Regions from separate parts of the Homo sapiens genome. Here all the other regions are linked to region 5. Evidence: chromatin contacts called from ENCODE Hi-C or POLR2A ChIA-PET data. All regions are on one chromosome and are shown on one strand. Each heading gives the region's core, a stretch centred on a gene start or an enhancer-like site at or near the end of the contact. The rest is flanking DNA. Distances are from core to core; before and after follow the strand shown.

Region 1 (2,739 bases), core at 164-2,663, 4.5 Mb after region 5:
AGTTTTTCAAAGCTTTTCATTACAGCACTGATTAAGACTAGAAATAATCTAAATATCAATGTTTATGGAACTGGTTAAATAAATTACGGTATATCCCAACAATGAATCACTACGCAGGTGGGTTAAAAAAAAAAATAGACGGCCGTGCGCGGTGGCTCACGCCTGTAATCCCAGCACTTTGGGAGACTGAGGCGGGCGGATCACGAAGTCAAGAGATTGAGATCATCCTGGCCAACAGAGTGAAATACAAAAATACAAAATAAATTAGCTGGGCGTGGTGGCACGTGCCTGTAATCCCAGCTACTAGGGAGGCTGAGGCAGAAGAATCACTTGAACCTGGGAGGCGGAGATTGCAGTGAGCGGAGATCGCGCCATTGCACTCTAGCCTGGGCGACAAGAGCGAAATTTAGTCTCAAAACAAACAAACAAAAAACCAAAAAAACACAACCCTTCATATACAGATATGGGCCGATCTCCAATCTACGGTAGGCTAAAAATGCAGCTTACACACCATCTGTGTAAAAAGGGGAACACATTAAAATATGCATATTTATTTGCTTTTATGTTCATGGAACATCTTTAGAGGATCATAAGAAACTGTTAACATTGCCACTGAGGAAGTGAACAGCCTTCCAGACATGGGTGGATTTTTTTCACTCTACCGAATACCCTTTTAATTTCGAAACATCAAAATGAATTCGCATGCACAGGTGCATGCCCGAAGGAAAAACTTCTAGTTCGGTGATGAGATAGGGAAAGCCGGTGAGTTCAACCTTAGGCGCAATCACCCTGTGAAGGTGTGGCCAGCGAGGGCTTTGTCACGCAAGTCTGAGAACTGTCACAACCTTCCCCACCCCCTGCTCTATTTTCCTTCCACTTGTTTCTGAAACTCACTAAGCTTTGGAAAGTATTTAGTCATAGAATTGCTTGCAAACTTGGCATTCTTTAGAAAACACGGAAACACTTTTGCTTTCCTTGTTCCTGAAAGACTGGGGAACGGGGGACATCAAGCCAGGTAACATTGTATCATAACTGAAATTCAATGTCTTTGAAGTAACATTGTACCATAAATGAAATTCAATGTCTTTGAAGTAACATTGTATCATAAATAAAATTCAATGTCTTTCTAAGAGCTCTGTAGCTATAAAGCTGTAGAAATACAAAGTATTACTCAAGAATAACTAGTAATTACCAATAGTCACACCTCAGGTCAAAGTTTGGAGAGGACTATTCCACCTACTAGATCACACTTTCCTTCCCGAAAGCCGCTTCTCTCTCTGGCCTCTCCCCTCCTCCTCCTCCCTCATCTGTTTGGCGGGAGGCTTCCTCACATTACCGCTCCGCGTAAGTGCGAAGACGCACTGCAGCAGCGCCGTCTGAGGGACAACAGAGCCTACTCTTTCTTCTCATCTCTATGATCCTCTTTGTGACCTGTCAAACAACACCAGAGTTCCATGCTAATAGTACTCCACTCCGACAGAGAGCGATGCAAAGAGCCGACGCTCTCGCGAGAGGTGTGGGGCTCTCTCTCTCTCTCTCGCTCTCTCTCTCTCTCTCTCTCTCGCTCTCTCTCTCTCTCTCTCTCTCTCTCTCTCTCTCTCTCTCTCTCTCTCTCTCTCTCTCTCTCTCTCTCTCTCTCTCTCTCTCTCTCTCACTCTCTCTCTTTCTCCAAGTATTGAGAGCGCGTGGGAGCATAGGCGCATGCGCGCTCGTGGGGTGCGCGGTAGCAACAGAGGACTCGACCCGGCTGGAGCTCCGGAGAGCGCGCGTGCGCCGTCACGAGCTCGGCGCTGCCGGGGCCGCGGTGTGGAAGCGAGTATTCGACCGCCGTGCGGGCCGCGGGGATGTTCCGAAAGGCCCGGCGGGTGAACGTGCGCAAGCGGAACGACTCCGAAGAGGAAGAGCGGGAACGCGATGAGGAGCAGGAGCCGCCGCCGTTGTTGCCGCCGCCGGGCACGGGCGAAGAGGCGGGCCCCGGTGGCGGCGACAGGGCCCCTGGCGGGGAGTCGCTGCTGGGCCCGGGGCCGTCGCCGCCTTCCGCGCTGACCCCGGGCCTCGGGGCTGAGGCCGGGGGCGGCTTCCCCGGCGGCGCGGAGCCCGGCAACGGGCTGAAGCCGCGCAAGAGGCCTCGCGAGAACAAAGAGGTGCCCCGGGCCAGCCTGCTCAGCTTCCAGGACGAGGAGGAAGGTAAAGTGCGCGCTTCGGACGCCCTTAGACGGCCGCATCCCCGACGCAGGCCCCCGTCCCCCGCCCCCGTATTCTCTGGACGCCCAGCCCCGGAGCCCTGGAACGGAGTCCCCTGCCGTCCGACCGGCTGCGAATCTTCCCCAGCCTCCGGCCTTCTGCTCGGGCAAGGGACGCGTTCCCGCGCTGCCCCCAGCCTTTTCTTAACCACCTCCTCTGCCACGGGGCCGGAGCTCAGATCAGGCATTCAGAGTGTTTCAGGGGAAATTCGGTGTTCCCTGTCCTGCCTCTTTTCTGCCTGGCGTGTTTCAGGGCCAACTTGGTGTGGGTCCCCTGGCTGCTCTTGGCATGCTTTCCGAGCCCTCTGCAGGTCACTGCGCCCACACTTCTTGGATGCTCTGTCCAGGCATCCTCGACCATGAAGGCCGAGTTTGTAAAAAGGAATACTAGGAGAGGGAACAGAAGCCTGGAGTTGCAGCTCTGGTTCTGAGTGACCTTGGGCCAGTCCCTTGCAGTCGCTGAGCCTCAGTTTACCCATAAAAGTAATTAGGGGTA
Region 2 (2,847 bases), core at 124-2,623, 4.7 Mb after region 5:
CACCCCTCCGTGACCTTGTTAGTAATTTCCTGGGTGGAGAGGATGACATTACTCTCAATATCGCAGGGGTGTACACCCCACTGTGATATTTTTCTAAATATTCAGGGCGGGAGACGATAATATTACTCCCAATATCGCAGAAGGTGTACATTCCCTGACCATCAAACATAAGAAGTCCATCAACCTGTTTAGTTTTCTTTAGATCTGTATTTGAATTTGTGTTGTCCGTTTGTTTATTTATTATTTTTGAGACACAGTCTCACTCTGTCGCCAAGGCTGGAGGGTAGTGGCGCGATCTAGGCTCACTGCAACCTCCGCCTCCCGGGTTCAAGCAATTCTCCCACCTCAGGCTCCCTAGTAGCTGGAATTACTGGCACGCGCCACTACGTTCGGCTAATTTTTGTATTTTTAGTAGAGAAGGGGTTTCACCATGTTGGCCAGGCTGCTTTCGAACTCCTGACCTCAGGTGATCCGCCCTCCTCGGCCTCCCTAAGTGTTGGGATTACACGCGTGAGCCACCGCTCCTGGCCTGTCCATTTATTTTTGTTTTCTTTTTGTCACACTAAAATATAAGCTCCATGAGAGCAGTGACTCTGGATCTGTGGGGCCCGGAATAAACAGCGACTGACGCCGACTGCCTTCAGCAAGAGTCCGCTGGAGGATGGCTGGATATTTCTGGGAGGGTCGCTCTGGCAGGGGCCGCTGGAGCTACCCCAGCAACGCCATCCAAATCAACCTGAACGAAGAAGTGCGGACACTCGCCCTGGCCCCTCCGTCCTGAAAAGCTGACCCGCGCAAACAGCAGCGAACAGCAAGACTCAGTTCTGGGTCGCTGCCGCCGAACTTTCCCAGGCCGGAAACAGCGTGGAAACGTTGCCGGAAGTGGAGACTGAAAGCGGCGGAAGGGACGCTGGAATGTGGAGCGGTTGTGGGGCGGCAGCTGCGGAACTGCGCGATTGTGGTTCCCGCCGTATTTCCCGTTCCCCATCTAGTAACTCCCATCTCAGCCCACGTATCTCCCTGAGTGGAAATCTCGGGCCCCAGACCAGTCGATTGGGAGGTCCGCCCTCCCCTTCAGCGACTTGGTCTGTGTTTTGGCAGTTGCCGCGACAACAGTCACTTCCGGGAAGGGGCTCTGCGAATCTCCTTCCGTCGGTCCGCTCAGAATCAGCTGTCCTCTCAGACTGTGTGGGTGGTTTCCCCGGCCGCAGCTCCGTACGGGCTTGGATTGCTGGGCCTCGGTGCACCCCAGCCTCCCCCACTCGGGTTCTGAGCTTGAGCTGGCGGCTCTTTAACTCTGCTTCACTGTTGCTCTTGGCAACATCCACTTCCGGGAGCGAGTGCCGTTTCCCCCGCTCACCGCGGGCTAGGGAGCGTGGGATTCCGGACTGTGAGCGGCTGTTAGTGCGTCGCAGCTGCTGGCGATCCGGCGACCCTCGGCCGGCAGGACCCGCGGGCCACGCAGCCGGGGCCTTCTCAACGCCTCAGTACCTCGGCGGGACCGCCATGGTTCTGCTGCACGTGAAGCGGGGCGACGAGAGCCAGTTCCTGCTGCAGGCGCCTGGGAGTACCGAGCTGGAGGAGCTCACGGTGCAGGTGGCCCGGGTCTATAATGGGCGGCTCAAGGTGCAGCGCCTCTGCTCAGGTGCGGCTCGCGGGTGGGCCCATCCCGGACAGATCGAGAGACCGGCGTGGGATGGAGAAAGAGGGGCAGGGTGGGCCGAGGGGTCAGGTTTGTGAAGATTATTGAAGAGATTTGCAGCAGCCGGGGTTGAAACGGGACACTAGGGTTAACCGGAGATGAATAAGGAACCGGAGAAGATCCGGCCTGTCTGACACCCCGGGCTGGGAGGTGGGCCCAGGTGCCTCTCGGAGCCAGGATTTGGGGTGCTGCGAATAAGTGGAAATGGGCTGGGGAGGGAGGAGGGAGCCGAAAGGCCGGGCTGAACAGCAGACTTAGTGCAATTAATCACGTGTGAGGGGTGAGATGAGAACTAGGTGGGCTTTTAAAAGCTGAATTTACTATTTTTAGTCGCCCAATGTAAAGCAGCGAGCCACCTGGCTTTGGGACGGCCCCTTACAGTTGAGGAAGCCTTGGTGATCTTTCCCCGCCCTGGAAACGGCCTGTTGCGTTGCGGCGCCGTCTCCCTACCCCGCGCAGGTTCCAGGGCACCCGCTTTGCCGCAGAACTTTCCGGCGGTGGAAGGGCCCCCATCTGTGCTGTCCATTGGGCAGCTGCCGGCCACTTGTGGCCGTAGAGCATTTGGAATGTGGCTAGTGCGGCCAGGCAACCGAATTTTACATTTGCATTTTAATTAATTAAATATATATAAATATAAATAAATACCATATATATAGTATATATGAATATAAATAAATTATATATATGTATATATAAATATAAATAAATTATATATATATATATATATATGGTATGTGTGTGTGTGAGAGACAGGGTCTTACTGTTGCCCAGGCTGGAGTGCAGTGGCGCGATCTCTGCTCACTGCAACCTTCGCCTCCCGGGTTCAAGCTATTCTCCTGCCTCAGCCTCCCAAGTATCTGAGATTACAGGCGCCCACCACCACGCCCAGCTAATATTTGTATCTTTAGTGGACACGGGGTTTCATCATGTTGGCCAGGCTGGTCTCGAACGCCTGACCTCAGGTGATCCGCCTGCCTCCGCCTCCCAAAGTGCTAGGATTACAAGTGTGATCCATCGCGTCTGGGTCATTTTAATTTAAATAAATTTAAATCGCCAAGTGGAGCGAGTAGCTGCCGCATTAGACAGCATAGTTTTTGAACTTGACGGGATGATACTTCCTGATGTGGTCTAGGATATTACTGTTT
Region 3 (2,700 bases), core at 94-2,593, 3.7 Mb after region 5:
AGCTAAACGGCAGGGGGGACCCAAACAGGGGAGAAGGGTGAACATCTTAACTCGGTTCTGAAACAGGGAGTCTTGGGTTACCTCGGAAAAGGCGAAGTTCCTCGAGGGAAAAGGAAGGGAGCGGCTGGGGGGGCGGTTGGGGGGGGCCCGGAAAATGGATCCCAGGCCCAGGCGGGGCCCTAGCGGGGCCTGAGCCGGGGAACGACTGCGTCTCCGAAGAAAGGTGCCAAAGAAGGCTAGGTGAGGGCCTAACGGTCCGTTGGGAGCAGAAGAATCTGGGAGGCGTTTACCTGGAAAGCTCCTGTTGAATTTCCCGGAATTTACTGACCACGAAAGACCTAAAAATCTGCTCGATGTTGGTCGCCATGGCGTCCGCTCCGTTCTCTCAACTCCTCCTCGCTAGTCCTCCAGGCTCCCAGCATGCCTCGGGAGGAGGCGCACGGGCCAATTCGGTCTCTCGCCTTCCTGATTGGCTCCAAAGGGAATGCCCGGTCCGGCCCGCTCCACCGAGGGACCAATCAGTGAGCACGGCCCTGCTCTCCTCTGCTGTTTCTGAGCGGCTGGGGTAGAGGTGCTGACGTTTGCGCCGCGCACGACTATGTCCGCCATGTTAGTGTCTGACGCAGGCGCCATTACAGGAGCCGTCTCTCTTGAGGCGACCGTGTCCGCATAAGTTGTCAGTCCCCAGCAGTGTTTGGGAGCCTTAACAGGCTTGCTAAGTGCCTGAGATTAAAGGCGAAGAGGAAGAAGAGCAAGAAGGGCAACCCGGTGTTTAACACACGGCTTTCAGGCGCTCTCAGGTGGCGCCAAGTTCAGTTTCGACAGGGATATGCATCCGGGAGAGAATTTTTCAGCCCCCGCCCCCACTGGCATGTGAGAGGAGGAACTCGCTGTTGCCCTGTGTCTTCCCCAGTGCGTTCTATAACCAGCCTCATTTTTTTTTTTAGCAATAGGCCGGATGTCCTAAGCGACCGGCATTCAAAGCCCGGTGCATTTTAGTCTCATCAGGAGTCAGGCGTGTCACGAGATTTTTCCGCGGTAGCTGCTCAGCTCTGACTCGTGAGCGGCGCACAATTGGCTAAGAATGGGTTTAGCATTTTGGCGCTCCCCCCCGGCGCTCCTGGAAACACTGCGTGGCACCCCGTACCACTGTCACATTATAAACGTGCTAAGGCTTGGGTGTCTCGGCTGGGGAGCAGTCAGGCAGCGCCCAGGGCGGGAGGGAATCAGACTAGATTCTCGCCGCGGAGACCCAGGGCCGCGCGGACCAATGGGGCAGGGAAGCCGTCGTAGGGCGGGGCAGTGAGGGGCGGTGCCGCGCTGGTCCCGCGCCGGTCCCGGTGGGCCGACTTCCGGCGAGCGGGCAAGCGGGAACCAGGTGGCCACCCGGTGTCGGTGCGTAAACCCCCTCCGCTTTTACACGGAGCGCGCTTAGGCTTTGGTTTGGGGATTTAAGATCGCGAACTGAGTGAAACCATAGAAACTGATTTGTAGAAATTTTCCTGTTGTTTGTAAATGCGGTGGGTGGGGGTTGGCCATGTGCTTTTCACTTGCTACTGTTAGCTGGTTTCTATTTGCTCTTTTACTTTTCCTGTTTTCTAAGATGTCAAGGCCTTTTTGTGTCTTTATACATTTTTAGGACATAACCCTAAATTGGTGTACTTTCTCTTTATGCACCCGTTGTCTCTGGCAGATTACTTGGTTAATTTTGTAGTTGGTTTCTACTTTATTCTCCATATCCTCTGATACGGCTTTATTTGCCTGTCTTATTCTGCTTATGTTACCCATTCTGAGGAATGAGGCCCAAGGTTAGTGAAGTCCCCCAAGGTCTTCCTGCTAGTATGGGGCAGCGTCTCTACCCAGGCCAAGGCGCTGTGTGAGACTCAGGAGCCCAGGCGTCCTCACCACTGGGTAGTAAGGCTATTTTCAGTGATCCACTAGAGTAAACAGAATTTTCCCACACTACTGCTATATTCAAACTAAAGATGTAACATTTGCTCTAGATTTAAAGATCTGTTTATTTCTGGCCGGATGTGATGTAATCCCAGCACTTGGGAGGCCAAGGTGGGTTGACCATTGGAGGTCAGGAGTTCGAGACCAGCCTGGCCAACGTAGTGAAACCCCGTCGCTACTAAAAATACAAAAATTCGCCTGGCGTGGCGGCGCACGCCCGTAATCCCAGCTACTTGGGAGGCTGTGAGGCAAGAGAATCGCTTGAACCCGGGAGGCGGAGGTTGTAGTGAGCTGAGATCACACCACTGCCCTCCAGCCTGGGCGACAGAGAGAGACTGTCTAAACAAATAAATAAATAAATAAAATAAAAAATCTGTTTATTTCAGATACACATGGCAAGTAAAATGTGTTTTCCCGTTACACTAAAGTAGCTGTTCCTTCCGAGACTGTAATTTAACAGGGTTTTTTTTTTTCCTTTCTCAAATTTTCAATGATCATCGTTTCACTTGTTGAGAGAATCTGAAGCAAAATTGCTTCTGTTAGGCTCCACCCCCTCTTACCTGTGTGACCTCCAGCAAGTTATTTACCTATCTGGGCCTCCTTGTCTTATCTGCAAATTGGTGATAGTAATAGTATCTCCCTCATAGGATTCTTTCATGACAAGCATTTTAAATAGTACCCTGCCCAAGGTTAAGTGCTCAAAAAAATGTTAGTTTTGTATATTGTCAGCTTACATTTTTCTTAAAA
Region 4 (2,835 bases), core at 165-2,664, 4.0 Mb after region 5:
TACAAGTTCAAGTCATTTTCTGCGACAAACAGATCAAGCCTTATCAGCTATGCCCTAATTGCTAGGAGTGTTTATCGAATATTTTCCTTAGGGTAGATTTTGATAGAGTATCTGCTACCCCCTCACCCCCTCAAGCCTGCACAGGTGGATAGGGGGTGGGTGGACAGGATACTGAGAAACCTTGGCAAGCAGTGGGACTTAGCCCCTGGGCCAGTGAGCACACATGGGAAACTCCACCTCTCCCTGAGCCAGCTCCGGCACTTCTCACCACTGAATCAACGCCCAAGCATGCTATATTCGTTTCTAAGACTTCTTGCTAAACAAAACAAGGAAATAAAAAAAAAAATGTTAAAAGAAAGGAGGTGGGAATACTCAGAGTCAATATAACCATCGCTAACCAAATAAACGGGCTGATGGAGTCAACTCGCTACTGCGTGTAACGGATTGATTTGCTCAGGGTTGAAATGCAAGTGCCGATCGCCTCTCCATATTCGCGGAGTATCTTCCCAGTATCTCCCCTCTCCGACCCTGGGAGGGTGCACCCTTCTGTCTCCGCGGCCACGTCCCCTCGCCCCTTCCCCCTCCTGCCTCCACGCAGCGGATCCGGAGGGGTGTAGGCCGCTCCAGCCCCGGCTGCAGTCTGTGACCCTGACGCAGGTCGAGGGGGGCTAATCCCAGGGGACCTCAAGGGGGCGGGCTGGAGATCCCGAACCTGAGCACCCAGCTGGTGAGCCGGTTTTGCAAGGCGGGGTGGACCTGGAGGAATGTGACCCTCAAACTTAGCAACGACTCACATCTTGCAGTGGCAAATGCCCGGTATCCTGGGCATCCTTGGTGGGGTGGGGTGGGACGCGGAGGGGTGCAACGAAAGCGGACTCCCAGCAGGGGCGACGCGTGGAGGGCGCAGGACAGGGCCCGGGAGGGGTCCTGGGGTCGCAGGTGCGGCCCCGGGAGAGAGGAAGGGCGCACTAGCCGCATACTCAAGACGCAGAGGGAGGGCAGGAGGAGGAGGAGGAGTCGGGGAGAGCGAGAGGGAACCGGAGGGGATTCCGGGAACCGCTGCAGGGAGGCGGCGTTTTCCCTCCAGTCAGCTGGCCACGCGCTCCGCTCCCGCGACCCCGCCACGCTGCGTTACCTTTGCAGCTCTCGCCTTGCGGCTCCCGAGAGATGCTAGCCTCGGGCCCCAGCCGCGCCCGGCTCTGGGACCCGACGCTCGCGGTCAGGATGCGCCTCGCGGGCGGCCTCTCGGACAGAAGCGGCGGGCGGGGGACAAAAGCGGCCCGTGCGGCCGGGTGGTGGTCCGCGGGCTGCGCTCGGGGAACTGTTCGGCTCGCCGGCGGGATTCCTACCCGCCGGGAAGAAGCGTCTTTAGTGCGGGTGCGCGCGCCGAGCCCCGGCCTACGAGGAGCGATACGGAAGCGCGGGCGCCGCGCCGCCGCCGGCGCGGGGGCGGGGGCGGAGCCAGGGGCGGGGCCGGAGCCAGGGGCGGGTCCTGGGCCGCTGGCGGGGCTGGAGCAGGGCCGGAGGCGGAGGCCGGGCCGGGGGCTGGGCAGGAGAATAGAAAAAAGGTCCGGTCATTTACAATCGTCTGCTGCCGATTGTCAGCTCCTAACCAATCCCGCCTTCGCCGAGAAAGCTCCATAGGGGAAGAATTTGGGACTGTTTTGTTTACTGAAGTATCCTTAGGGGTTAGAATAGTGCCTGGCATTTAGAAGACACCCAAAGATGTGTTGACTGACTGAATGAATGAATGAACTAAAGAGTGAATGGGTTCTCTCCTGGCTCCCCCACTTGTTAATTGTATAAACCTGCATGATATAATTCTCCAACTAGTAAAACGAGGATAAAAATACCTACCATTGAGTAAATGTTGTAAATATCTACAACATTATCCGTTGTAGATTCTCCCCTCTTCTCCGCGGGTCTCTTCTCCATACTCCTACCCTTCCCTCGACCCCCCACTGATCAACGTGTTTCGGGATAGGCAGAAAGACAGATGTTCTTCATTAATTTGTCTGCTTGTTATTTATAGCCTGTCAACTTCTAAAATAGACTATGAGGCCGGGAGCGGTGGCTCACACCTGTTATCTCAGCACTTTGGGAGGCCAAGGCAGATGGACCATCTGAGGTCAGGACTTCAAGACCCAGCCTGACCAACATGGTGAAACCCTGTCTGTACTAAAAATACAAAAATTAGCTGGGCGTGGTGGCGGGCGCCTGTAATCCCAGTTACTTGGGAGCCTGAGGCAGGAGAATTGCTTGAACCTGGGAGGTGGAGGTTGCAGTGAGTTGAGATTGCACCATTGCACTCCAGCCTGGGAGACAAGAGCGAAACTCTGTCTCAAGAAAAACGAAAAAAAAAAGAAAATCCAAAACCAAAATAGACTATGAGGCAGCTTTCAAGTAAAATGTATGTATATTCTAAACATTACAGCTACTAAAATGGAAATGTTAATATCTTTTTGAAGGAGAGGGAAAAGATACACTAACCACCTAAATTGTTTTAACTGAGTATTTAATCTCTCGTTCAGCTTTCTGGCCTCCTAGGAAAGGGAGGAGGAGGATGTTTCATACTTTTTGTAGATGGGAAAAATGAGCCTTTTAATCTATGAAGTCAACCAACATTTGCTGATACTCCTTTAAGGCTAGGCACAAGGGTGATCATAAAGAGGATGTCACGGTCCTGCCTCTTATGTGACCCTTGGCAGAATTCCCACCAGCCCCATACGATCTGAAGGGAACTTATCTAGGATCCTATTTCTTATAAAAGACATTCAACATTGAAAATATTTTCAGCCACAGTTTTAGAGAATTTGCAGAAATAGCCTCTGAAAA
Region 5 (2,754 bases), core at 61-2,560:
CTGGCCTGTAAAACATTTTATATTCTTAAGAGGGAGGCATTCGTGATACTAATTCTTTTTACAGATAGTTTCTGATGTTATCCCAAAAGCAATGCACTTTAAAAAATAATGATCAGAATCAAAGAATTTAAACAAAAAGCAAAGAATTTAAACAAAAAGCACTTTTCACCGCATTATTTAATTAAATCATTTGTCAAAATGAAATTTGACCTTCTGCTTATTGGCAAAATCCTCATTTATAACATTTACAAGAGATTTTAACTCAATAAACGAAGTACGTTAACAGTGCACTGCCCTGCCCTGCAGTAACGCCCCCCACCCCCACAAACTGTATCTGGGGTCAGCTGTTGCTGGGAATAAAAATAATAGGCAGATTCACTCCAGCTTTCAGTCTTTCATTTGCAACCAATCTCCAAGCCCCAGAGCCTGGGGGCCGTGCCTTTCCACCCTTCACGCGGGGCGCACGGATCTGAATATTTAACACCCGGTTCCAGGACACGCGCCTGGGGAACACCCACAATCCCTCGCGGCCCGCGGAGCCCGGCTGGCGGGTGACCCAGCGCCCGCGGCTCCGAGAGGAGCGAGGTCACCCGGCGCTTCCCGAGACCTTGGCCCTAGGCCCAGCTGGCGCTGGGACGCGAGGCAACCGAGCCGCCGGCCAATCAGCGCTTTGCAGGACTAGCACGCAGGGGCCGCACCCCTGAGGGTGACCGGAACCGCTCCCGCGGGAAGGGCAGGGTGCGGCGCCTGGCCGCAGACAGACAAGGGGGCGCCGGCTCTTCAGAACCCCAGGGAGAAAGCGGTGGAGGGCTAGAGTTGAGGAGACTAAGGACATTTGAGGAGGGCAGGCATTACCAAGTTAAAACCTCCTGAAAGACAACTCCATTGGGCGACCGTCTGCGCCGCACAGCCTGACGGGAGCGTCATCCTTCCTGCGCAGGCTGCAACCGACAGACAGGCTCGGCTCCGCCTCCAGCCGCGGGGCACGCGGGGAGAGCCGTTCCTCCCTCCCTCCGCTAACCCGGACAGCAAAGGAGCATTTCCGGCGTAAGACTGTCCCTACGGAAGGGGTGGGGCTAGCTTGGCCCCGTCTTTCACGCCCAGAGGGGGCGGGGTGAACCGTGACAGCGCTTCGGCCCGCACTAAGGCCGGCTCTTGTGCCGGAAGGAGGAAGGCGTGGGCATTCGCCCCTCGGAGCTAGGGAGTGTGTGCGACGCCGCTGCGAGGTCACGTGAGCCACTGCCGGCAGAGAGGGAAAGGGGCGGGGCCCAGAACGAAGCGGGGAGGCGCCCCTTGTTTCCCTGGGGTCACGCGCAGCCGGAAGTGGCGGCTGCTGCGGAGAATTGGAGATGGGGACCGCCCTGGACATCAAGATTAAAAGAGCGAATAAAGTTTATCACGCCGGGGTAAGTGGGGGCTGGGGGTGGGGATGGAGGTGGGGTTGGGCGGGTCTGCAGGTTCCGCTGTCTCCATCGCTCTGCGCACGTCCCGCGTCCCTAGGCGGGGCAGGGCTGTCCCGCCAGGTGCGTCTCCGCCAAGGTGGGTGCGTTCCCGCCAGGTGCGTCCCCGCCAGGTGCTTCCCGCGCGAGGCTGGCTGCCCTGCGAGGAGGCCCCAGGGCAGGCGCCGCCGCCGCATCTGCGGGACGTGCAGGGCAGGCGCCCAGCTCCGGGGCTGCGCTCTTCCCATCTGGCCCCTTGAACACCCGGCGGTGTTGGGTTCTCAGGCTTGAGCTCCCTCAGTGAGCGCTGAGGGCGGAGGAGTTGACGACCAAACTCCCCTTTCCCTCTCTCCTAAGGTGACCGCAAAGGTCTAATGAACGAAAGCTAAAACAAACCTTGGAAGCAGAAATGGGTATGTCTGGCGGCAGCATATATTAGATGGTAGTCACTTTTAACAACATACTAACATACTACGAAAGTTACTGCTTTTTCTGGTTTTATTCTTCGACTGACACAAAGGAATGGCTATTAAAATGCAAGTATAAAAAAGTAAAATCTTGACTATGCCATTAACAGGTTTTGTGACATTGGCCAGTCATTTAACCTCCTTGGGCCTCAGTGTCCTTATTTGCAAATGAGGGTGTTGTAAGGTTCCTCTAACTCGGGGAATCTCAACCCTTACTCTACATCAGAATCAGTCATCCTGGAGAATTTTAAAATATGATTGCTTGGGTTCCACTCCCAGCGATACCGGTGATATATGTGCAGCTAGGGTTGAAATCACAGCCCCAACACTCTTTGGAATAAAATTGATCGCAGTGGTTGGTCATATTAATGCAAAGTAATCTCAAAAGGGACAGAATTTCAGACAAAGGTCTTGGATGGATGCTAAAACTTTTGGGCAAAAGACAACTAGGGAAGCCTGCTCTTATTTACACAAGCTCAAATGGTCATCCCCTTGATGGTTAATTACAAAGGGAAAAATCTGGCCCGCGCGGTGGCTCACGCTTGTATTACCAGCACTTTGGGAGGCCGAGGCGGGCGGATCACCTGAGGTCAGGAGTTCGAGACCAGCCTGGCCAACATGGTGAAACCTGGTCTCTACTAAAAATACAAAAATTAACCGGGCGTGGTGGCGGACGCCTCTAATCCAAGCTACCAGGGAGGCTGAGGCAGAAAAATCGCTGGAACCCGGGAGGCGGAGGCTGCAGTGAGACGAGATTGTGCCACTGCACTCCAGCCTGGGCAACAGAGTGAGACCCCGTCTCAAAAAAAAAAAAAAAAAAAAAAAAAGAGAAAAAGCTACCTTTATAA
Region 6 (2,835 bases), core at 36-2,535, 4.5 Mb after region 5:
TGGGCACCTGTAATCCCAGCTACTCGGGAGGCTGAGGCAGGAGAACGGCGTGAACCCGGGAGGCGGAGCTTGCAGTGAGCCGAGATCGCGCCACTGCACTCTAGCCTGGGCGGACAGAGCGAGACTCCGTCTCAAAAAAAAAAAGGTACTTCTCAAGCAACACATTTGATATCAACAGTTTTTTCTGAGACAGTACTGACATAGAAATCCCCTCTAGTTCTTAGAACTAAATCCAAGAATCTTTGTGTTTCTCCTTCATGACTTGAAGTGGCTTCTTTTCTAATAAATTTAGTTCCGTGTCCTGAAACCAGGGTGGGTACAGCTTCTCTAAAATGGACGAAAAAATCAAGTCACATGACAGGGCCTGAAGAGGGAAATGATTTTTGCAACATAACCAAATTTAAATCCTGCTTTGGCTGTTGAAAACCAGAAGGAGAAGAGGTAAAGAAAAAGCAAACGCAAGTGGAGACAGTTTGAGTGCTGGGTTCTTCAGGTTTTCAATTTCTTTCTGCCCTGTTGGCTTTGACTTCATTCTCTTTCTTATTAGGTCTATTCAATGGAAGCAGAAATCTATGGGACACGCTGATATTAGCCAGGAAGCACCATTTGTTGAAAAATGAGGATGAGATAAAAGGGTTAGGTGCCTTTAGTTACTAAATTCCACGGTTGGCAAAAGCTATTCATCCGTCGGTGACAACCACAGCTGTCGTGGCCTCCCTACGGCCATGTTTTGTTGGACTCAGCCTTGAGATCCTGGTTTGTGACGTCCCACTCTCCATCGTATACACCTAAGCACTCTTCGATAGAACCCTGTGAGCTCCAGAACACACAAGAAAAGGCACCGAACAGAACTGTCCCAGAGCAGGCATTAGTTTTTCTTCTGCTACCTATCCAGACACTCAGACTAGGAACTCGGTGCCGTTTGCTGGGCTGTCGACACCATGGACAGCTCTTCAGGCGCCACCTGGTTGGCTCGGCGAGCCGACCGTCCCGAGCCCTTCCTCCTCTCCCGTCAGGCCCGTGGGGGCGGCGGGGTTGGTCCTGACGCCCAGCTTGGGGAGCAGCAATACGCAGCCCCCCAAGCTTTTCTCCGGAGTCCCTCCCCGGCGCTCACGCTCTGAAGAGCCCACGCAAAAGGACCAAGGAGGCCAGATCTTCCCTCTCCCTGCACCCCCGGCGGTGGGATCGCAGCTCTGCCTGGGGGCGGCCGCAGGAGGCAAAGGTAGCTGGAGACTGAGGCTGGGGCCGCCCGCGGGTGCCAGGCCCAGCCGGTCGGCGCAGAGTGGGCGTGGTCTCCCTCCTGATGCCCCGCCCCTTCCCTCGCGCGGGGCGGATCTTCCGCCCCCGGCCGCGGCGCAATGCGGAAGAGATGGGCCTGCTGGAGCGGAAGTGACGCTCCCGGCGGCTGTGGCGGCGGCTGCGGGAGAAGGAGGAGGAGGAGCCGGAGGAAGAGGTGAGCAAGCCGGCGGGGGGCGGGGAGCTGCTGCGGCCAGACCCACGGGCAGCCGGGCGGGCGGACGCCTCCAAGACCAGTCTCTGCCTCCGCAGCGTCAGCGGGAGCGGTGAGGGGCGACCGCGAGCAGCCGGGGTGCGGGAGGACGGGCGGGGTTGTGAGCAGACCACTGGTTGTGCGGGGTGCCGCGTCAGGCTGGGGGCTGTGGTGACAGCGGCTGTCAGCCCGCCCGCGGGAACGAACCGAATCCGCCTGGGCGCCGGGGTATCTCTTCTGGCGCATAAATGGAGGGTTTGGGCTGCTCGGCTCTTCCGTCTCTCCGAGAAGGAGCCGCTTTCCCGGGCAGTCGACTGCCCGGGACCCCCGAGGAGCCCCAGTCGGGTCGGTGCCCCGAGTCGTGACTCTTCCCGGGTGGCCATTCGTATTTATCGGCCCCGCCTGCCGTCCCCCCAGCCGGCGGTAGCCCGGGGCAGGAGAGGCGGCGGTAACCTGTGCCTTTTCCCTTGCCCTTCATCGCCACCCCCGGGAGAGCCTGTCGCGTGGGATAATCCTTTTCCTTCTCCTGCCCCCTAAGGAGCTTTGAACCAGCCTTGTCACCCTTCCCTCCCACCTCCGCTCCTTTCACCTCGAAGGAACTGCTTGAAGTTTCCAAATAGGTTCCCTTTCAACGTAGTGACAGATCTTGAAGCAGGAAGCTGATAAACAGCTCCGGACGAAATACGCTCAAAATTTTTCCTTTCAGTAAGCATAAATTAAACGGGAAACTCAACCAGACCGTTGATTGACTTACAGTGCTAAAACCTTGTCTTGCCTTGGTATGAGAATTGATAGCTTTTCCTCTTGCTTTTTGGTAAAATTAAGTGACGACTTATCTTTTGGAAAAAGCCATTTTCTCCCAGAGCTGTCTGTTTTTTCCCACCCCAACCCCCCATCAAAACCTGGCGGGGAGGGACTTTTGGATGCTTTGCAGTCCTTGCTGCAGAAGGAAACATCAGCTTCATTTGCTTTGCTTTGCTTGGTTTTCGCAGGGCTGCCTCCGAAGAAAGGAGAATGGCGTTCAGTAAAGGATTCCGGATCTATCACAAATTGGATCCCCCACCTTTCAGCCTCATAGTGGAAACTAGGCATAAGGAAGAATGTCTCATGTTCGAGTCTGGGGCTGTCGCTGTGCTCTGTAAGTCATCTGTTAGAGCCCAATTTGTCATGGTCTCTGTTTTGATTTGAAACAATTCAGATGCAACCATTTTTTAGAAAAGAGCCCGACAACCCTTTCACTGTATTTCCTCTAGCAGATTATGCTTGTATTTCCTTTTAATCAAACTTATTTTCCTGCAAACTTTTTGTTAACAGGTTTTTGTTGAGGGGGTGCAGGGAGATGCAGG
Region 7 (2,700 bases), core at 41-2,540, 3.6 Mb after region 5:
AAGAGGAGCAGCAAGAGAAGAATGCCAACAGACAAGCACAAAGAAACGCATCTGGCCGGAGCCTGCATGTATCTAAATTTCCAGGTTGCTGCTGCCCTCAGAATAGCACTGATGATGGCAAAGTTCTAGAGGAAACTTTCATATTGAAGAGGCTATAAAAATCTCTATAGCCTCCAACTCCACAGAGAAGCCGCTAATCTATTTCTTCCAAAGCAAAGCCTTCTTGAGTCTGAATCACAACAAAAGATTGCCCATAGGAAATGTAATCTCCGAAGTTGTTTTCTAATCCCAAGGCAAGCAGAAGCGCAGGAAGGTGCGGCCGATTCCTCGCCGGTTTCCTTTTTTTGGGAATTCGGATTGCATTCGTGCAAGCAAGGGACTGCAATTGTGTCTTGGGTCCACACCACAAAACCGTGTCGGTGCGTAAGAAGGGAAGGGACGCGGCGGACCCGGGGACGCGCTCACAGGGCGCGGAAGACGCTCCCCTTTAAATGCCTTCAGGGGCGGCCCCGCGGCGCGCCCTGGGGCCGAACGGCATTGCCTGCCCTTCACTGACCCAGGATTCTGCAGGCTTGCGAGCGAGGGGCCGAGGAAGGAGCCGGGGCTCCAGGCAGAGGCGGCGCCGCTCCCGCCAACGCGGGTCCCCGGGAGGCCGGCGGGAGGCGAGGCCGGGCCGCCCCTCGCCGGCGGCCGAGGGCAGCGAGGTCAGCCCGGGAAGGAGCGGCCGCCCGGGGTCCCCGCGAGAGGAGGGAGCCCGCTCGGCGGCGGGGCCGCGGCGCCCATTCATCCCCACGCCCGTCCCGCGGCCGCCACCCCACGGCCCACCGCGGCCCCCGGCCTCCCAGTGCGGGTCCGCCCGCCACTCCGCCGCCACCCCCGAGGACGGGAAGGACAAGGCAGAGGGGCAGCCGCTGCCGTCTCTCGGGCGCGCGGCGAGGGGCTAAGGGCGGCCGGGGAGACAAGCGCCGGGCGCGGGACGGATGCCCCGGGCAGCCATCGCGCAGACCCCCGCGCCGACCCCCGCCCCCGCTGCAGCCGCCCGTGGTCCAGGCCGCCGCCTTGCAGCCCTCTCCTCACCTCATCTCCGGGCGGGTCCGCGCTGCCGCCCCAGGGACAAATCAGTGCCGCTCACGCGCCGCTGGGAGGGACGCAGGAGCCGCAGCCCCGCACACCATCCCCGCCCGCCTCTCTGTCCGTCCCGGAGCCCGCTCGGGATTCTTCCTCGCGAGCCGCCGTACTACGGAGCAACCAAGCTACGCTCCCTCCCCTGGCGCCTCCACTCTTCTCTACCTCCTTCGCTCCCTCCCTCGCTCCCTCGCTCCCGCCTATCTCCTCATCTCCCTCCGCTGCCTCCCCCGCCCCCCATCCACCATCCATCTCCGCCCATAAGTGGGTGGGGAAACCGCCAGCCAATTGGAAGAAGGGGCCCGCACCTTCTCACCACCCCCTACCACTGGCCCCGCCCACCGTGCGAACCCAAAGAGGGTGAGCCAAAGAAATGTAAGACAACAGAGTGACAAGCCGAATGAGCCAATCAGCAGGGGCTGTGTGGGGGCAGGATTAGCACTCTCCCCCTCCTCCCCATGTAGGCGTAACAGGAGATTTATGGTCTGAGGTTGCCTATCGTGGTTTATGGAGATTTTGTTGCACGATTTCGGTGCATCTGCTCGTTGCCGTGAGAGACACTAGATAGGATGCACTTAATTGACTTAATTATTGGAGGTTTTCAAGGAGAGAATAATGTGGAAAGGAAAAAGGCGAAGCACAACCCAAAGGGGTTGGCCGGGCCTATGGTTGGAATGAGGAAGGGTGTGGTCTTCGGCTAAAATTTGCATAAAACGGAACCCATCCGGGCGATTCCAACTTCGCCCATTTATTGGTAGTCCTTGGGGCGGGGCCTCGCCTCTTTCTCCGCCCCCGAGCGGAACATGACGGGAGATGTAGTTCCGAGACCGGTTGCCATGGCGTTCTGGACAGCCTCGCGAGTCCGACCCCGCCCTTCAGGAGTGACGAGCGGCCTGACCAATGGGAGCAGGGGGCGGGCTCTCTGACGAAGGACTGGAAGGTGGCGGTGGTGAAGGTGCAGGCCGTTGGGGCGGCTCAGAGGCAGGTGAGCCCCGGGAAACGCGTCCTGTGTCTTGGGAAACGGGCCTTTAAGCGAAAGGTGGAGAGATGCCCCACAGAACCGTGCAGCCCTGGGGAGGATGGTGGTTCGCGTCGAACCCTAACCTGGGACTTGTTCGGGCCCAGGCCTAGCTTAGCTGAGGCCGCTGAGGGGTGGGTAAGACTAGATTTGAGGGACAGTTTCCTGGACCTTGACGGGTTTTGATTGTAGGTCTTATCTCAGTTTGCATCTCCCTCTACTTTTATGGAGGCAGAGGTCTGGGAGTGCCCTTCCACTTAATCTCCCAGGTTGGGTTTTTCTCCTCTGCTTCTTGTTCCTAGAATTTGAGTGTCTTTTTCTTTCTCTGTTACTTCTTCTCAGCCACTTCTTTCTTCCTCATCACTTTGCTGTTTTCGGAAAGCAGTTAGTAGTTATTCGCTGTATGTGGCTTTTGAGCCAGATCGGCCCTCTTCATTATGCTAAACGGCGGAATCATCTGGAGCGAGATGTAAGCATCGCCTTGGGATAGGTCTGGGTCGGGGCCGAACATCTGCGTTTCTAAGAAGCTCCCAGGTGCTGCTGTCCACGTTATGAGT

The links. Hi-C counts contacts between places; a loop is a spot of excess contacts on that map. ChIA-PET counts read pairs that join two places held with the same protein, here RNA polymerase II (POLR2A). Pooled maps may share reads with other maps.
Region 1: a map of CD8-positive, alpha-beta T cell shows a loop between it and region 5 (19-fold over the local background). The contact joins the promoter of EPCIP-AS1 here to the promoter of VPS26C in region 5. A Hi-C loop is called at or near these places in 1 of 168 maps with a recorded cell type or tissue (CD8-positive, alpha-beta T cell) and 9 of 50 pooled maps. POLR2A ChIA-PET finds 5 or more read pairs at or near these places in 2 of 52 experiments (GM12878 and activated naive CD8-positive, alpha-beta T cell).
Region 2: a loop to region 5 is called in a map of B cell, with 23 times the contacts of the local background. The contact joins the promoter of CFAP298-TCP10L here to the promoter of VPS26C in region 5. A Hi-C loop is called at or near these places in 2 of 168 maps with a recorded cell type or tissue (B cell and CD4-positive, alpha-beta T cell), 3 of 37 single-sample maps with no recorded cell type and 5 of 50 pooled maps.
Region 3: a loop to region 5 is called in a map of CD4-positive, alpha-beta T cell, with 12 times the contacts of the local background. The contact joins the promoter of GART here to the promoter of VPS26C in region 5. A Hi-C loop is called at or near these places in 1 of 168 maps with a recorded cell type or tissue (CD4-positive, alpha-beta T cell), 3 of 37 single-sample maps with no recorded cell type and 9 of 50 pooled maps. POLR2A ChIA-PET finds 5 or more read pairs at or near these places in 1 of 52 experiments (WTC11).
Region 4: a pooled map shows a loop between it and region 5 (6-fold over the local background). The contact joins the promoter of IFNAR2 here to the promoter of VPS26C in region 5. A Hi-C loop is called at or near these places in 1 of 37 single-sample maps with no recorded cell type and 2 of 50 pooled maps. POLR2A ChIA-PET finds 5 or more read pairs at or near these places in 1 of 52 experiments (T-cell).
Region 6: a pooled map shows a loop between it and region 5 (17-fold over the local background). The contact joins the promoter of PAXBP1-AS1 here to the promoter of VPS26C in region 5. A Hi-C loop is called at or near these places in 6 of 50 pooled maps.
Region 7: a loop to region 5 is called in a map of B cell, with 8 times the contacts of the local background. The contact joins the promoter of ITSN1 here to the promoter of VPS26C in region 5. A Hi-C loop is called at or near these places in 1 of 168 maps with a recorded cell type or tissue (B cell), 5 of 37 single-sample maps with no recorded cell type and 10 of 50 pooled maps.

What each region holds. Positions count from the first base shown.
Region 1 is chr21:32,770,774-32,773,512 of GRCh38, reverse strand. EPCIP-AS1 (EPCIP antisense RNA 1) reads right to left here and starts at 1,413. Exons shown (of 4, transcript NR_024623.1): 1 at 1,205-1,413. PAXBP1 (PAX3 and PAX7 binding protein 1) reads left to right here and starts at 1,758. Exons shown (of 18, transcript NM_016631.4): 1 at 1,758-2,187. The coding sequence starts at 1,845. RefSeq lists an enhancer at 1,102-2,091.
Region 2 is chr21:32,610,903-32,613,749 of GRCh38, reverse strand. CFAP298-TCP10L (CFAP298-TCP10L readthrough) reads left to right here and starts at 1,373. Exons shown (of 12, transcript NR_146639.2): 1 at 1,373-1,645. CFAP298 (cilia and flagella associated protein 298) reads left to right here and starts at 1,373. Exons shown (of 7, transcript NM_021254.4): 1 at 1,373-1,645. The coding sequence starts at 1,507. RefSeq lists enhancers at 1,132-1,241, 1,902-1,951.
Region 3 is chr21:33,540,760-33,543,459 of GRCh38, reverse strand. GART (phosphoribosylglycinamide formyltransferase, phosphoribosylglycinamide synthetase, phosphoribosylaminoimidazole synthetase) reads left to right here and starts at 1,343. Exons shown (of 22, transcript NM_000819.5): 1 at 1,343-1,395. SON (SON DNA and RNA binding protein) reads right to left here and starts at 422. Exons shown (of 12, transcript NM_138927.4): 1 at 291-422. The coding sequence starts at 367. RefSeq lists silencers at 48-137, 1,178-1,467 and enhancers at 318-377, 282-1,013, 578-1,027.
Region 4 is chr21:33,228,517-33,231,351 of GRCh38, reverse strand. It overlaps IFNAR2 (interferon alpha and beta receptor subunit 2), which reads right to left and starts at 1,414. Exons shown (of 9, transcript NM_001289125.3): 1 at 1,136-1,414. It overlaps IFNAR2-IL10RB (IFNAR2-IL10RB readthrough), which reads right to left and starts at 1,414. Exons shown (of 13, transcript NM_001414505.1): 1 at 1,136-1,414. RefSeq lists silencers at 948-997, 1,018-1,077, 1,138-1,597.
Region 5 is chr21:37,265,890-37,268,643 of GRCh38, reverse strand. VPS26C (VPS26 endosomal protein sorting factor C) reads left to right here and starts at 1,310. Exons shown (of 8, transcript NM_006052.2): 1 at 1,310-1,406. The coding sequence starts at 1,350. RefSeq lists silencers at 505-664, 1,405-1,714 and an enhancer at 1,205-1,264.
Region 6 is chr21:32,726,564-32,729,398 of GRCh38, reverse strand. It overlaps PAXBP1-AS1 (PAXBP1 antisense RNA 1), which reads right to left and starts at 1,285. Exons shown (of 4, transcript NR_038879.1): 1 at 1-1,285. It overlaps SYNJ1 (synaptojanin 1), which reads left to right and starts at 1,386. Exons shown (of 33, transcript NM_203446.3): 1 at 1,386-1,453; 2 at 2,482-2,627. The coding sequence starts at 2,504. RefSeq lists enhancers at 1,179-1,679, 1,680-2,180 and a silencer at 1,215-1,714.
Region 7 is chr21:33,641,091-33,643,790 of GRCh38, reverse strand. It overlaps ITSN1 (intersectin 1), which reads right to left and starts at 1,290. Exons shown (of 40, transcript NM_003024.3): 1 at 1,078-1,290. It overlaps CRYZL1 (crystallin zeta like 1), which reads left to right and starts at 2,050. Exons shown (of 13, transcript NM_145858.3): 1 at 2,050-2,110. RefSeq lists silencers at 532-661, 982-1,081, 1,092-1,431 and an enhancer at 1,902-2,311.